2 separate regions of the Homo sapiens genome follow, and region 2 is linked to region 1. A link is a contact called in ENCODE Hi-C or POLR2A ChIA-PET data. All regions are on one chromosome and are shown on one strand. The core of a region is the stretch at or near the end of the contact, and the rest is flanking DNA. Distances in the headings are between cores, read along the strand shown. Region 1 overlaps FOXN3 (forkhead box N3). Region 2 overlaps FOXN3 (forkhead box N3).

Region 1 (5,857 bases), core at 1,618-4,117:
TTGATGAGGCTATTTACAGATGGTATCTTTCTTCTGGAACTTCAGGGCAAGACATCTGTTTAGTCTTTCAGACTACTAGTTTACCCCTCAGATGGGGCCTCAAAGTGTTGCTAGGCTTCTGACCATACCAGAGTTGCCCAAGTCTCCCCAAAGGCACAAATGAGCAGGGAAGCCACTTTAAAAACTTACAATAAATCCTCCTCACAAAGGCTGGCTAATCTCGAAGTTTCCAGTCTTTAAACATTATAATAAGCAGAGGCTACCAGAATCAGAAGGAACGTTAGAGATGATCTAGCCCAACCACCTCATTTTATAAACCTAGGGAGGGAAGTCCATTAAGATGAAGTGACTCAGGTTTACAGGAATTAGCACACAGCTAATCAGGGCCAGTGTCAACACTAAAAACCCAGGTTTTCAGACTCCCAAATAGCATTCTCCCAGACCACAGGCTAATGCCTTCCAAAATGTCACCACTGTGTTTCAGTACTTCAATACTTGGGAAGAGCTTCAAAACAGCCAGGATCGTTAAACTACAGCACTTTTGTACAGATGACCGAAAGCAAGTCTCATGTTACATTAGATTTGTTTACAAGTCCATCTTTCTAACTGGAGGTGTACGCTCTGATGACAGGAAACCTGGCTCAGTCATCAAGGATCCCAAGTAACCCGCACAAAGCATGGCACACAGGAGTTCCAGCAGCCCTAGATGAATGGGCGAAGAGACATTCCCACCAGCAGCCCTGGATGAATGGGCAAAGAGACATTCCCAACAGCAGCCCTGGATGAATGGGGGAAGAGACATTCCCACCAGCAGCCCTGGATGAATGGGTGAAGAGACATTCCCAACAGCAGCCCTGGGTGAATGGGTAAAGAGACATTCCCAACAGCAGCCCTGGTTGAATGGGTGAAGAGACATTCCCAACAGCAGCCCTGGGTGAATGGTTAAAGAGACATTCCCAACAGCAGCCCTGGATGAATGGGGGAAGAGACATTCCCACCAGCAGCACTGGATGAATAGGAGAAGAGACATTCCCACCAGCAGCACTGGATGAATAGGAGAAGAGACATTCCCACCAGCAGCACTAGATGAATGGGCAAAGACACATTCCCACTAGCACAGCCTCAAAGGGAAACGGAGGCTTGGCTTTTTGGAGGATGGCCCTTAGGAATCCATCTGGGGCTCCAGAACAGGTAATTACATCACAGATAATTCCATGATCTCAAATAACTGACACCACGACAAGGGTAGAGCTTGACAGGTGATAACAAGATAAAGAGCAGGTACCATCCTCCATTTAGATGTGGAAGAGAAAGATATAAGACGTGCAATGAAATAAGCTGCCTATGTCATTCAGCCATGGGACTGGCACAGAAGGAAAAGAGGACAAGTAGTACTCAGAGGCCACGGATGCAGGCCTCCTCCATCTCAGCTTACCTGCTCCTGTGCTCAGCTTATAACCATGCAAGGCCTCGGCCTGCCATCTGGGAAATACAGCAAAGTAGATGATATAAGAGAGGCCACCGACCCTCACCACTGTGCAATTCTTCGGCAGCTGGACCACACCAGAAATCATGTTGCCCAAGATATAGCACCCCTCACGGAACCAAGCCTAGTACATGGGTAACAGATTCATTCTGACATAGATAGTAGGTGTTAATTTTTCCCAGGCTGTGATGCTTACACACCCTTTAATACTAATAAAGCAGGAATCAAACCAAAACCCCAAGCTCTTTTTCATTATTATTTCCAGAATATCCATGGAAAAAGTCCTCAACATTTAAAACTCGGAACATAGCAGAAGGGATTTGGGGTGTGCCAGTGGTCCTCAACTGGGGTTGGTTTTGCTCCCCAGGGAACATCTGGCAATATCTGCAGACGTTTTCCATCACCACAACTTGGTGGTGGGTGGGGGTGCTACTGGTACCTGGTGGGTAGAGGCCAAGGATGTTTCCAGACATCCTACAAGGCACAGGACAGCCTCTCACAATAAACAATTCTCTGGCCCCTGCCGGACGCGGTGGCTCAAGCCTGTAATCCCAGCACTTTGGGAGGCCGAGGCGGGCGGATCACAAGGTCAGGAGTTCGAGACCATCCTGCCTAACATGGTGAAACCCTGTCTCTACTAAAAATACAAAACAAATTAGCCGGGTGTGGTGGCGGGCACCTGTCCCAGCTACTAGGGAGGATGAGGCAGGAGAATGCTGTGAACCCGGGAGGCGGAGCTTGCAGTGAGCCGAGATCGTGCCACTGCACTCCAGCCTGGGCGACAGAGCGAGACTCAGTCTCAAAAAAAAAAAAAAAAAAAAAAAAAAAAAAAAGAATTATCTGGCCCCAAATGTCAATAGTACCAAGGCGGAAAAACCCTGGGTGGACCTAAAACTCACAGACTATGCTAACGGTTTCAAGATCATTATCATGATGTGTGCCAGCCATCCCTGCTCCCCCGCCATTTGTGGTAAAGTTCAATGTAACATAAAAATAAACTATTTTCTTAGCTCCCAGTAAGCCCAGTTAACTATTTTCACTGGTGGAGTTAGAGAGACATCCTCCAGGTTTCCTTTAATGCTGCTGCTGACTTGAGGGCTGCAGAGATTCTGACAGGGTGGCTGGAAGCACAAACCTGTTTGTCAATAACAGTGGAGGGGCTAGAAGCACAGGGGTGCCTGCCAGGTAGTAAGAAATCTCCAATGCCCTCAAATAGAGCCAGCGGTAGACTCCTATCTGCCACAGCTTGTACGGGCAGAAATTGCCCTGCACTGGGAGTATCAAAAATCTTAAGTCAGCTACAAGAAAGAAACAGACATCCCGCTTCTGCTACCCAGCTGCCCCTGACCTCATTTCTGGCTCACCCCGAGTCTTCTGACTCTCATATCCAAACATGTGAAGCAAGAGTACAGAATGGAGCCAGCGTGAATCACTGTAACTTGTGGGTAGGAGCATGTCGCTTGAATTGCCATTTGCAGGGAGCCTGGAGGTCTTGCAAAGAAAGAGGGAAGAGTAAAGAGAGAAAAGGCTATTTGTTTATGGGTTAAGGCTAAAGACCAACTGATGAAAGGGGTGAGACCAAAAGAAAAACCATAAACGATGTTTTTCCTTGGCATTCCAAAAGCAAATTGTGGGTTTATCCAAATGCTGCAATTGGAAAAATCAGAGCTATTAGCACATGAAAGGTCATTGGCTAAGCATCACTCGCTGCTGTAAAATGCATCACCTGTGGAAATGCCAGCAGTCATCACCTGCCAGGGATTCCAGAATCAAGGCCACACTTGGCCACAGTCGGTTCCATGGATTCCTAAGGCCAGGGAGCCTGTCCTGTTTGCCTCAGAATCCTCAGGACCTGGGCCCACCAAGGGGTAGGCTGAAGGAATAAACGGCTGCTGGAATGTGAAATGAGGTCTGTCTACAAGAAATGCTACGTTGTTCTGTTTCCTCTTCTTCTTTTGCGCCTAGATTCATTTTGGAATGTGTGATAAAATACACAAAATATGAAATTTGCCACTTAAACAATTTTTTAGGTGTACATACAGTTCAGTGGCATTTGGTGTATTCACACTGTTGTGCAACCATCCCTACTATTTATTTCCAGAACTTCTTCATCATCCCAAACTCTGTACACATTAAATACTAACTCCCCATTCCCACCTTCCCCCAGGCCCTGGTAACCACTAATCCACTTTCTGTCTCTATGTTATTTGTCTATTCTAGGAAAACTTCATATAAGTGGAATCATATGATATTTGTCCTTTTGTATCTGGCTTTTTTCACTCTGCATAATGTTCAAAGTTCATCTATGTTGTGGCCTGTGTCAGAATTTCATTCTTTTCCAAGGCTGAGTAATATTCCATTGTCTGTACAAGACACGTTTTGTTCATCCACCACCTGCTGATGGACGTTTGCGTTGTTTCCCTGAGTGTTGCTTTTTAAACAGGATGGTCTATGGATTTAGCAAAAGCAGTGGTGAAGGGGACTGAGGATGAAGAACAGACTCAGACTCAATCTGTTACTAACTCCCCGTGTGATCTTAGGACCACATGGGTCTCCTCTGTGTTTTCAGTTGTAAAATTGAGGAACTGAATCAGACCAGTCTTCTCCAGCGTATTTTTGGCCACCATTTATAGTAACAAATAGGCTTCATTCTGACTGAGTTCACACAAATATACCATACATAACTGAAACAAAGGTTTCACAAAATAATAGCCTCCTCTGTGCAATGCACTCTGGTATTTCTTATTCTACTGTATTATTTTTTGTAAAACAAAAAGATAGTTGTAACCCCTACATTGATTTCATAACCCATTACGGAGTGGTAATCTTTATTTTAGATTACTTGTTCCCAAATTGGTGTTCCTTGGAATATGTTGATCAGTGTGCTGTGATTTTTTTAATGTCTGTTTGATAAAATGTAGGAAATATCTTAATTTTGGCTTACTACAAAGAAGTTATAATGAGCTGCGTTTCCCAAACTTATTGACCACGGGCAACTTCATGTATACTCAAAACTAAAGTCCTAACAACCCCAGGAAGCTGTTCATGTGGTGTCCCACCTAAGGACTCTAAACTGGGTGATTTTAGGTTCTTTTCTGCTGCAATATTCTATGATTAAGACACTAATTCTCAACATGTATTTTCTGTTGAACAGCGCAGAGAGGGGCAGACACCCTGCACAGTTAACTATGACTCACTAAGTCAATGATTTTAAATACCATATCCAGCTCTCCAGGGTCAGGAAAATTATATACATATATTTTAATAACAGACTTCATCTTTTAAGAGAAATTTTAAGCTCACAACAAAAGTGAGCAAAAAGTACAGTCAGTTCCCATATACCCTTACCCCCATCCCCGGTCTCCATGGCCTCTCCCACCATCAACACCCTATATAATTTTCTTAATGTCCCTCTTGTGATTCTGATGCTTCACTCCTTGTCCCTTAATGCTGGTCTAAAGACTTTGTTAAAACGAAATTTTCCAGACAAAAATCCACTCAAGATGGATTAAAACTTTAATTCAATGTTAAGACTTGAAACTGTTAAACTAGAAGAAAACAAAGGGGGAAAACTCCATGACATTGGTCTTGGCGATGATTTTTTGGATACGACACCAAAAGTACAGGCACAAAAGCAAACATAAGTGGGACTACATCAAACTAAAAAGTTTTTTGTACAGCAAAGGAAATAGTCTACAAAATGAAAAAGGCAACCTACAGGACGGAGAAAATACTTGCAAAGCACATATCCAATAAAGAGTTAATATCCACAATAGAAAGGCACTCATACAACTCAACAGCAAAACAAAACAAAACAAAAAACTAAACAAATCCCACAAATAACCCAGTTTAAAAATGGGTAAAGAACCTGAATAAACATTTTTCTAAAGAAGACACACAAATATCCAGCAGGTATATGAAAAGGTGCTCAACATCACTAATCATCAGGGAAATGCAAATAAAGCCACAATGAGATACCACCTCACATCTGTAAGAATGGCTACTATCAGAAAGACTGTCTGTACTGGTGAGGACATGGAGAAAAGGAAACTCTAATACCTTGTTGGTGGAAATGTAATTTGGTTCAGCACCAGGCCGGGCTCGGTGGCTCACGCCTGTAATCCCAGCACTTGGGAAGCCGAGGCAGGTGGATCACGAGGTCAGGAGTTCAAGACCAGCCTGGCCAAGATGGTGAAACCCCGTCTCTAATAAAAATACAAAAAAAAATTAGCAGGCACCTGTAATCCCAGCTACTCGGGAGGCTGAGGCAGGAGAATCACTTGAACTCAGAGGGCAGAGGTTGCAGTGAGCCAAGATCGCGCCACTGCACTCCAGCCTGGGTGAGAGAGCGAGACTCCGTCTCAAAAGAAA
Region 2 (5,857 bases), core at 1,089-3,588, 59 kb before region 1:
TAGGGTGGAATTCTGGCCTGGACTGGGCCACGTGCCTATCCCTCCACCAGTCACTAAGGCCAGGGAGTTTCTGTAAGAAGCTGGCACCTCCCATTTGGAATCTATGGGAAGTGGAGGGGTGGGAGGAGAAAGCTGTCCTGACAGGGTTCCTGGAACCCATACTGTCCATGTGAGCCACCGCAACTTGGGCCCATGACAGCTGCAAAAAGTGAAAACTTCATAACTATTTCTTTTCCAGGCCATGCATGGCAAAACACAGAGACAAAAGTCTCCCAGAGCCTGAGAAATACAATACACAAATGATCAGCACACAATCGACCTTTATACATGTCACAGCCTTCTTGTTTCTTATCACAATATCCTCACAAAATTCCTCAAAATGTGGGAAATGAATCCACAACTAGGACGTTGGGAGCATCTCTACTGGCAGACGTCATCAACACCAAGACCTGTGGTTCTAACTCCAAACTGCAACTGTGTCAAATTAGCAGGACCAGATCATCCTGATCAAGCCCCATTAGAAATCACAGCCTACGGAAAGAGGGGCCAACCAGTGTATGCTGCGGTGACCATGAGGTAGGGAGAAGTTCAGCACAAGCCCTTCAATGACTTTGTAAAGTTCCGTATCACTGCAAGTATGGCTGGCTGTCTTGCAGTCTCCCTGTGGTCTCTGAAACTAGTCTTTGCAAATGTCTTAGTCTAGTTTGCATTCTTGAAACCAAGGGGTTAATTTGATCGGATCTGCCTGTACTGCTTGCTTTTGGTCACTTGCTTTTTGTTTTGTTTTGTTTTTTTTTTTCCTTTTTCCATGAAGCTGAGGCCTTGCCACTGAATGCTGGAACTTGACCTTCACTGGCTACTTTACAGATAACATTCATAGGTCACCACGGTAATGGTCGCAACAGTTGTTTTTCAGAAACTAGGGCAAGCTCCTGTCCAGTTCAAACCAGTTAGGACCACTGCCCCTTCAACTGGGCCTGAGCAAGTGCCGGAGAGGTGGCCTTTTGACATTGGAGGGCCAAAAGCTCCACCTCCCCCAGATCACGCTAATGCTGCCATTTACTGAACATACTTCCTTTGAGATGCCATGAACCCCGACTATGCTTGTGCAGAATGAACCTGTTACTTCATTTTTTCCCCATTGCCAATCACTTTTCCCCACACGTTAGACCACCCTGCTTCCCTAACCCATAAATATCCCCGAGCCTTGTCTTCAGGGAGGTGGATTTGAGAGCTGTTCTCCTGCCTCACTTGGTACCTTTCTGAACAAATCTTTTCTCTTTTGGAAAACCCTCCATGTCACAGTGATTGATTCGCTGTGCTAAGGCAGAACGGACCTGGACCTGGCTGGAAGCGTTCTAACACAATCAGAGGGACAGATCACAAGCAATTCCAGCCCATCTCCAAGGAACTTTCTTTTTCTGTCACATTTCTGCAGGATCTTAGTCACTCAGAAGGGTCAGAAAGGATAGCCAGTCAGGACTCCTATTCCACTCCTTCCATGGCCATCCTGTGGGTATTTGCCTTATGCATCAGGAGCTTCAGAGAGACTGAAAACAGTTTGAAACATTCCTGAAGGTATCACTTCGGTTCAGCTGGGGAAGGATCTATGTTACTATTGCTTTTGCTGTTGTCTGTCGGGGGTGGAAGGTACTGAACATCTTAGGAAATTGCAAGACATTGCAGAAATGCTATCATAAGCATCATTAATTCTATTTATTGGATACCCAATCATCACCAGGCACTGTGCAGGTCTCTGTCCAAACATTATCTTTTAATTCTCACAAAATCCCATGAAGTAAGTACTACTATCTATTTGACTGACTGGAAAGGAAAGGCTCAAACTCATTGGATGAGTTGCTCGAGGTCACTCAGCTGGTGGGTGGCAGAGGCTGGCCTTTGAACCTAAGGTTGGCCAGCTCCAAGGTCCATATACTTCTCTCCTAGTTATGCTGCCTCCTCTGGAGTGAAGTGTGGCAATGGCACCTGCTCTTGGAGCACCTACTAAGTGCCAGGGATGCTACACAGATCATCATCAATCCTCATAGTAATCTTGCAAGAGGGATTTTTTTTCATTGTATAGCAGCTCAAAGAGGGTTAGAAAACTTCTCCAAAATCAGGTGGCAATTAGGAAGCAAGGTGTGGAATGGACTCAAGTATACCTGACTTAAAAGCTGAGGTCATTTACCCTATGCCTGTGTGTCACGACTCACAAAGGCCAACAGGGGACCTGGGGAGAAAGACGGGCAGAGGGATGGCAGGAGAGATTCATTCTGAAAGTTCACACTTGGCACTGGTAAAGGCCTGAGGGCAGGGGCCACATTCACTCATGCATGTGCACATACCTGCACACACACACACACACCCACTCCCATGTCACGTGCACCGCAGCAGGTACTCCCCAGAAACTCTGAGCCACACCTTTTGGTTGTCAAGGGAACCAAACAGGAACACAAACTTGACCCCTTGCAGTTTATAGGTGGATGATTTTAAGTCCACGTCTGAAACTGTCATGCAAACAGCTCGCTCAGAATATATTCTAAAGAGTTATTCTTCCTCATTAAAATCTCTTGGCAATTGTATAAAAATATTTCTAGACTTCCATTTACAGTTCAACAGAATTTCAAGGGGAATGACTTTTTCAATTGTATTTTAAGACTGAGCACTGTGATAAAAGCAGGTTCTGCAGTGCAATGTGATCCAAGGTTGTTTAATCTTTATATTTTATAATCTAACTGATATAATTTAATAGACTAGAAAAACATTTTTAAATGCTCAAAAATTAAATAAGGAAAGATTCCTATACATGAATTATAATTGGTGTAAAATTACTTGTATCTGCATCTGTCTATCTACTAATATAAAATTCACATAGACTAAAATAAAATATTCATTCTATTAAAGAATGGGTGGGTTCCTCTCACTGTGTTAATCTTTGAATGACTAATTTTAGGATTTCCTTTTTTCTCTATCTAGTTTTTAAAAATCATAAAGTGAACTGTGTAGGAACGAGGAGGGAAAATGAAGCACCTTAATTACTTAAATGAAAGAAGACAAAGTTTTCATTTCCATCTTTTTGTCTTATTGTAAATTACTTATAAACGTAACAGGATTCTCCCTCAGCCCTAGTCTGCAAAACACTGTAGAACACCCAAATATCTAAAGTAGAAAACTGTTTAGAAATATTTATGCCATTTTGAAGTAAAGACTGGTGTGAGTTCAGGTTTCTGTGACTTCGAGCAGAACAATTGCTTCAGGCCTTGTTTCTCCCATCTACAAAATGGTAGTAACCATATCAAATGCATAAGGCTAGTACAAAGAAATAATGCAGGCCAGGTGCAGTGGCTCATGCCTGTAATCCCAACACTTTGGGAGGCCGAGGCGGGTGGATCACCTGAGGTCAGGAGTTCGAGACCAACCTGACCAACATGGTGAAACCCCGTCTCTACTAAAAATACAAAAAAATTACCCGGGTGTGGTGGCACGCGTCTCTAATCCCAGCTACTTTGGGAGGCTGAGGCAGGAGAATCGCTTGAACCCGGGAGGCGGAGGTTGCAGTGAGCTGAGATCGCACCACTGCACTCCAGCCTGGGTGACAGAGCGAAACTCTGTTTCAAAAAAAAAGAAGTGATGGTTGCACAATGCTGCAACTATTAAATGCCTCTGAACTGTACACTGTAAAATCATTAATTTTATGAGTCTCACTTCAATTAAAAAAAAAGGTATAGGTATTACATGTGGATGGTAAAATTAGGAGTAATTATATCTTTAGATTGTCTATTTTCTATAACAAAGACATATTATTTTGGTAACAAAAGCAATAGATGTTATTTGGGGTGGGCAGGAGGGACTGACATTAGAAACAAAAATTAAGCTGCGAGCGGTGGCTCACGCCTGTAATCCCAACAGTTTGGGAGGCTGAGGCGGGCAGATCACCTGAGGTCAGGAGTTTGAGACCAGCCTGGCCAACATGGTGAAAACTCTGTCTTTACTAAGAATACAAAAATTAGCCGCGCATGGTGGCGCACGCCTGTAGTCCCAGCTACTCGGGAGGCTGAGGCAGTAGAATCACTTGAATCTGGGAAGCATAAGTTGCAGTGAGCCAAGATCACGTCACTACACTCCAGCCTGGGCAACAGCGCAAGACTCTGTCTCAAAAAAAAATTAAAATAAAATAAAAATAAAATAATCCTAATTTGAGGAGAAAGAGGCATGCTAATACAAAACCCCAGAGCCCTGAAATTTTTTGCTGAAATTGGCCTCCTATTCTTCTATGAGGGGGCTCCTGCCCCTTCCTTCTTTGTGAAACTCTGCACCTTTCATTTCAGTGATTTCCCCAGTTTCGGACTGAGCCGCTGCTTCTTCATGGCCACTGTTGTTTGCTACTACATCTCTCACTGCTGTAAACCTAGCTCTTGAATATGGGTCAGCTCTCTGGACCCTTTTCCTCTTTTCCATTCTATAACCTCCTGCAAAGCTCATCTATGCCCATAACCTATGCCCATAAGCTTCCTCCCCGCCCTGATTCCCCTCTTCCGAAGTCCAGCCTCAGTTTCCACCTCCTACTGAACAGTTACCCTGAAACATGAGATTAAGCCCACACACACCCCAGCAGGGACCTGGCCTGGAGGAAGCTCTTAATAAAGGCCCTCGATTTCCTGACTTCTCTGTTTCTGTTCACAAAACTGCCATTTTCTCAGTGTGCATCACTGGATTTTGGTTAAAATGGTTACTATAGACGGGTAGCGGGAAGAGCTGAAATTAAAGTCAGACAGGAAAATACAGGATATCTGACTGGTATTTTCCCAGATTCCACACCAGGCTGTAGCCACTGGGGAAGAAGGGGGGTAACTGGAGATTGGGCAAATTTGGAACCTCAAGAGATGGCAAAGATCAGAATCAACCAAAGCCTTCTTTTAAAATTGCATTTCCTTGTATTTTTAAAGTAACTTAAGACTGTGTTCTGCATGTTCTCACTGACCACATAAAACCTTGAGAGATCAGAGCTGCAGACCAGCAGCCCTGTAAATTCACCGCTGATTGTAAGCAAAAGCAGCTAGCTGACTCTATTACTGTAGTTACAGAAATATCTTTACAAATAATGCAGTGCAGAACAATAAGACAAATGATGCCAAGAATAAAGGGCCCCTCCTTGAAACCAGAGGGCCTCTGCAGGCCCAAAGAGGACAGAAGGCAATTAGGACTTAGGTGTTGGGGGGAATGGAGAGAGGTTTTCTTATTTTCCTTTTCTGCCATTGCTAATTTTTTTTAATGTGTATGCCTGAGGGTGAGAATCAGGAGATTTATGCATTAGGTGGATGCCCTCCTTTGCAAAATGGACAAAAGAGTCAGCTTGCGGAGCAGATTAGATGGAAGAGGCCAAAGAGCCCAGGGGCTTCAAGCTCCAACCAAATGGGAAAGCAATGAGTGGGCGAGGGTCAGGGCAAATTCAAACAAAACCTGGGATTCATTGGCCCTTACAGAGAGGTAAGGGGTGCCAGGACTCCAGACCAGAGGCTGTGGCCAGACACAGGAGTCTGGTAGTGACATCCTGGTCATATCAGACAGTGACACTGAAAATGGAAATCATGAGAAAGGAAGGTATTTGGGAAAATGCTCGTTTGGAGAGTTTTGGAAGTTTTTTCAACTGGAATATACCTATGAGAATGAATGGTCAGAAACCTGAGGCATGAAACATTGAAGGCTAAAGCTGACTTCGTATGGAGCATTTGTGAGGTGTCAGGTACCAGAGTGACTGACATTCACAGTTCTTTAATCTTCACCAAGACTACAAAGATCACAAAGACCTTGGGCCTCAGGTTTGATTGTAAAACGGGGTTGTGAGAAACACATCTCG

The links. A loop is a pair of places that touch in the nucleus more often than their neighbours do. ChIA-PET counts read pairs that join two places held with the same protein, here RNA polymerase II (POLR2A). Pooled maps may share reads with other maps.
Region 2: a loop to region 1 is called in a pooled map, with 2.3 times the contacts of the local background. The contact joins two enhancer-like sites. A Hi-C loop is called at or near these places in 1 of 168 maps with a recorded cell type or tissue (endothelial cell of hepatic sinusoid), 10 of 37 single-sample maps with no recorded cell type and 10 of 50 pooled maps. POLR2A ChIA-PET finds 5 or more read pairs at or near these places in 5 of 52 experiments (AG04450, B cell, GM12878 and 2 more).

The regions. Positions count from the first base shown.
Region 1 is chr14:89,327,569-89,333,425 of GRCh38, forward strand. All of the region lies in intron 3 of FOXN3 (forkhead box N3), which reads right to left. Among named protein-coding and RNA genes, the nearest start is that of FOXN3-AS3, 20 kb to the right of the region's middle. RefSeq lists enhancers at 2,547-2,796, 3,736-3,785. Within about 2 kb of position 2,868, at least 6 of the 41 ENCODE cell types and tissues checked have a DNase peak (open chromatin) inside an H3K27ac peak, as active enhancers do; they include B cell, where a contact is called at or near this core.
Region 2 is chr14:89,268,698-89,274,554 of GRCh38, forward strand. The region is part of intron 4 of FOXN3 (forkhead box N3); the gene reads right to left. Among named protein-coding and RNA genes, the nearest start is that of FOXN3-AS3, 79 kb to the right of the region's middle. Within about 2 kb of position 2,339, at least 4 of the 41 ENCODE cell types and tissues checked have a DNase peak (open chromatin) inside an H3K27ac peak, as active enhancers do; they include B cell, where a contact is called at or near this core.